Regions from separate parts of the Homo sapiens genome. Here region 2 is linked to region 1. A link is a loop called in an ENCODE intact Hi-C map of the cell type or tissue named here. Cell type or tissue: dorsolateral prefrontal cortex. All regions are shown on one strand.

Region 1 (2,500 bases):
AAGCATTAAAGCAATGTTGAAAAGAAGGAAGTTCACTATGACTCCCAACCGGTGAAGGCATCACACTGGAGGAGAGAGGAGAGAGGGAAGCTGGAGCTCATGTCCATCACGCCTTGAAGAAATCCACTCTGAGAGCAGCCCATGAGCCACATCAATACAAGTAGCCATAATAAGTAACGGGAGCTGTTATATACATTTTTGTTTTCTACTGTCCAGTACACCCAAAATCTAATGTTTATCATTTAAAAAAATGGTGAAGTTAAGAACTCTCCTTGTGGGTGGCCGCGTGGGTGAAGTCACATGTGTGACAGGGATGATCCTACTGCAGGTGGCAGTGTGGGTGCTCAGGATATTTCCGGATGCCACTTTTCCATCTCCTTTATCCCTTGTGTCTGCAAGGCGGGCCCTTTACGGATCACCAAGAGGAAAGATGCTAGAGTCCAGTCCTAAAGGAGATTCCAGTCCCAGGAAAGCCATCAGACACATAGAGAGGACACCTACACAAGGCAGTGTGGGGGTGGGGGCGGGGGGCTGCGGGGCATCTAGCCATGGTAGCCATGGCCCTGCCAGCACTCAGCCTCTGTGCCCTGGTCCCCAGCATATAAAATGACGATTGTACAATTCCAGTGTTGAGGGACTGTACCAACCCCGATGAGATTAATGCATGTGACAGGTTTTAGCACCTGGAACTTAGTGAAGCCTCAATTACTATGTATCTTTGGTATTCTTATTAAAGACAAGCAAAATACCACGGTGAAATAACACGGTGCTCCAAAGAGAAGACGTTTGGAATGCCTGCGGGGATGGACGGCCAGGCCATATGAAAGAGGACTTCACAGATGGAGAGGGTTTCCACAGGCAGTGACGCTCATGGTACAAAGCAGAAGATTCTCCCAAAATAAAGACCAGGGTGAACAAAAGCACTCAACTGGGAATAAACTGTGATGAACAAGTTGAAGCCGGGTTATTCCAAAAATCATCTGGCTGTGGCCAGGATCAGGACTCCACCACCACCCCCGGCCCCCGCCCCCACCCAGTGTGTCCAGGTTCTGTGGTCACCGTCATAGAGCCAAGGGCATTTCTCTAGTGCATACAGAAGCCTGGTTCCAGCACCCTGCGTCAGGACCACATTCCTGGGCGGAGACTCGGGCAGACCTGTGGGCTGGGACTAGGAGTGGTGGGCCCTGAGGGCCTGGAGAAACACCAAAGCGAGCTGAGTGCGCGCGCGGAGTGCACACCTGCGGTGACGCCCGGCCGGCCTGGCCTCACCTGCCCGGAAGGCTCTGCGGGCGGAGAGGGCGCATCTGCGCGGCCCCACGGAGCCCGGCTCTGCGCGCCGCTGATTAGCATGCAGGGCCCCCGCGGCCAGGCGCGCAGCTGGACGGCAGCTTCCCCCCGGCCTTTGAAAAAGCCTCTCTCACAGCTGGAGAGAAAAGAGCCCCCGCGCCACTGGCCGGCCATTGTGAGCGGCAAAGAGCCCTTCTTTGGGCGGAAGCAGAAGTTGGCCCAGCTGTCGAGCATTTGAAATGTAAAAGGCCGAGGCGCGCGGGAGGGGAGGCGACAGAGGCCGCGGCAGAGGAAATGCAAGCTGCCCCGGGGGTGAGGAAACCGTGGGCTGAGAAGTTCACTTTGAGCAATCAATAAGGCTTTCAGAGACCAGGACAGAAAAAAACAGTTCCGGAGAGAGGGCAGCGAGAGCGGCCAGCCCCAGCCGCGCTCCTGCAGCCGGGCTGCGCCTGCCACTCGCAGGCCTGCAGCCCATCCCAGGACGCAAGGAGCGGCTGGGCTAGCCCAGAAGTCTAGGGCTGACCGGGGTGAACTGAGAGATGGACTCATTGCGAGTGCCTGGCTGTTCCATACACCCCACTCCACCTCTTGCCCACAGTGACCTCCTCCCTAGGGCGCATGAAGCCCTTGCACCCCGCGCTTAGTCTCCAGCCCACGCTGCTCTGTGACACGGCTGGGGTCTCCACCTCACTCTCTGTGTCAGGGTGTGCACTTCCTTCTCCCTTTGGGTCCCCTTGCTCTCTGAACAGTCCTTAAAAGCACGCTCAGTCCCCTCCTGCCGCTCTTGCTGAGTCCCAGCCTCAGGGCTCCACGTAGAATCAGGCAACCCCTGCTGGTCTGTCTTTCTGTTGACTTTTGACAAGCCTCCACCATGGTTCCTATCACTAATCAACTGTGTGTCCACCACCCAGCCTTCCTCAGACCTTGTGCAGTCTGCTAGGAATCCGCACGCCACCACCCTGACCTTAGGGAGTTGGCAGAGGAGGGCAAATGCAACTATCTGGTGACCTAATCGAGGCAGGGGCCACCCAGGGCAGTCTCTTTAGGACAGTGGAGAAAAGAGAAATACAACTGTTTACTGCCTGGCTGCAGCACCCTGCGCTGTATCCTTTCAGGACGCCTGTAACACCCCTGGCTTACCTGCAGTAGACAATTCACCGTGTTGTTCCTTCTAGACTGCAATATGGGGCATGTCATTTTTGTGTCCGACACT
Region 2 (2,500 bases), 850 kb before region 1:
GCATCTAAAAGTCAAGGTACATGTCCCTGGCAGTGAAGGCCCCTGATGTAACAAAACCCCTTTACTCCAAATCTTTGGCCAAGTGTGCTGCGAACAAAACCTTAGCATTCGTTGGTGTGATGATGTTTGGGGACAGGTCAGCTGGGAGCTGCCCTGGGTTTGTTGTGAGGCAGAGGAACGACAGTCCCCAGTGGGGTCAGATGAGGTGAGGTGTGGGCAAGAGCCACCCCTGGCAATATCAGTGACTCGAATTAAAAGGCATCTGGGGAGGACTTGGAGCTGTTCCCTGGGCATGCAGGAGGGAGGTCAAAGCCATTTCATGCAAGTCATCAAGGACAGGGTGAAGTCTGTGGATTTATGCCTTACATAGTCTAGACAGCCAACCAACAGGACTGGTAGCCAGTTAGTTATTCGCTGACTTTTAGCCTGACTTAGAGCTATGCGAATGTCTAATGAATCCTAGAACCTTGTATTCAAAGTGTGGTCCTTGGGCCAGGGCAGAGACACCACCTGGGAGCTCATTAGAAGAGTGGAATCTCGGCTAAGCGCAGTGGCTCATGCCTGTAATCCCGGCACTTTGGGAGGCTGAGGCGGGCGGATCACCTGAGGTCGGGAGTTTGAGACCAGCCTGACCAACATGGAGAAACCCCATCTGTACTAAAAAATATGAAATTAGCCAGGTGTGGGGGTGCATGCCTGTGATCCCAGCTACTCGGGAGGCTGAGGCAGGAGAATCGCTTGAACCCGGGAGGTGGAGGTTGTGGTGAGCCAAGATCGCACCATTGCACTCCAGCCTGGGCAACAAGAGTGAAACTCAGTCTCAAAAAAAAAAAAAAAAAAAAAAGAAGTGTGGAATCTCAAACCTTTGGAGGCCCGGCTTCATGTAAACAAGCCAGCAGCCCATCCCTGGAGACTCCAGCCACACATGTGAGCCTGAGAAGGGCTGGCCTGGAACATACCACACACAGTGCTGGGGAGAGGTGGGCGTGGAAGGGGGAAGTGAGGGTCATCCTGGGGCAGTCAAATCAGGATTTTCAAATGTTTTCCTGGTATGCTGAGTGGCTCCCCTCTCCCCATGTGCTGAGACGCTGGCCTCCAGACCAGTGCCCCTCATGAGCATCCAATCCTCTCCTGGATTCCTCAGTTCCTCTAGCTCCTCTCTAGAGGTCCAGCCTGTAGGGGGAGATATTTGTTCTCATTTCTCTTTCTTTTCCTCCCCCTTGAAATCCAAGAGTGTTTGTGTGGTTACCTTTACTGTTTAGCTCACAAGGCATCATCGTAAGAGAAACCCAGAAGGGTCACCAGGGACCTTGGACTCTGATGAGTTCTGACGTTGGAGTGGCGGTGGCGTGGCCTTGCCTTGGGATCAACTTGACCTGTCTTCGTTGGGAAGGGGAATGTGTTTCCATCAGTGTATTGTGTTAGGCAGGGATATTTCTGAATGCATGGGATAATGTTATGGGTGTGTGTTGTGTTGTGTTGTGTTGTGTTGTGTTTCCCGTGTAGCTAAATGATAGGAAGCAGTTGAATGACTTTTGGGGTGCCTGCTCAGTTCATTGTTTCTTATTTTGGGGAGGCTTCATGGCCCACTGGGCAGGCAACTGTGGATATGTCTGTACTATACGACCCTTTTCTCCTGACAAAGGCTGATTCAACCTGGCCTTATGTGGGATAATCTGACACCTAGGGGACCTGAGACTTGGAACAAAGGGCCACTTTGATTGGGAATGACTGCAGCTGAGTCACAGTAATTCTGCGATCTGACTTCTGTCTGTGCATCATGTGGAATAGGACTGTATTTGAGAAAATAGCATCAGACTCTTCATGTCCTTTAACTAGGCTGGGTGCCTGTATTTTTCATCCATGGAATATATGAGGCATGTTTATTACGTGCTGGTTTCTGTGCTAGATCCTAGGGCTATCTAGCCTTGGCTCTCATGAAACTTACTATCCAGGGAAGAAGATAGACTCTAATCAAATAACCACTGAAATAAATGTAAAACCATAGCTGCGATAGCTGATGTGAGAGAAAGGGTGTGCAGTGCTGGGAAGCAGTGTAAGAAGGAGAGTTAACTTAGGGAGGGAGACCAGGAAGGATCCCTGGGAAAGGGACAGTTGGAGGGAAGTCCAGAGGCAGACTAGGGACCCCTGAGACATGCAGGCCGGGGTGAAAGTGCTCTAGGAGGGACGAGTGTATGCAAAGCCATGTGTTAGAAGAGATGAGAGCGGACCAGCCTGGCTGAAGCCAGGGCACCGAAGGGGAGGGACTCTGGGTGAAGTAGGTGGGGACCATTTTAAGGACCTTAGCTGCTGTGGTTGATTCCTACTAGTAATGAGAAGCCTTGAAAGTAATTTAAGCCGAAGGTAGTGGCTGGTGGTGACTGATGGGATGTGTCCCAGAGCTAGGGAGGATTGGTAAGAAATAAGTAACTAAATATATAAAATGATTTTTGCAACTTGGAGAGAAAGATGAATGCAGGGCCAAATCACCCACCTTTAA

The links. Hi-C counts contacts between places; a loop is a spot of excess contacts. Peaks named below come from ENCODE experiments on the same cell type or tissue, not always from the same donor. Only the 100,000 strongest peaks of a DNase experiment are listed, where the experiment ranks them.
Region 2: a loop joins it to region 1, with 3 times the contacts of the local background. A loop is called at or near these places in 2 of 110 quality-filtered maps.

The regions. Positions count from the first base shown.
Region 1 is chr2:7,430,221-7,432,720 of GRCh38, reverse strand. LOC100506274 (a long non-coding RNA gene) reads right to left here. Exons shown (of 6, transcript NR_038432.1): 4 at 2,428-2,500. Among named protein-coding and RNA genes, the nearest start is that of LINC01871, 290 kb to the left of the region's middle. RefSeq lists enhancers at 1,168-1,901, 1,902-2,500. In dorsolateral prefrontal cortex, no CTCF peak of the experiment used is centred here; a DNase peak (open chromatin) is centred at 1,499; H3K4me3 peaks cover 1,045 bases; H3K27me3 peaks cover 1,386 bases.
Region 2 is chr2:8,283,839-8,286,338 of GRCh38, reverse strand. All of the region lies in intron 7 of LINC00299 (long intergenic non-protein coding RNA 299), which reads left to right. Among named protein-coding and RNA genes, the nearest start is that of LINC00299, 43 kb to the left of the region's middle. In dorsolateral prefrontal cortex, a CTCF peak has its summit at 1,215 (motif pointing right); no DNase peak of the experiment used is centred here.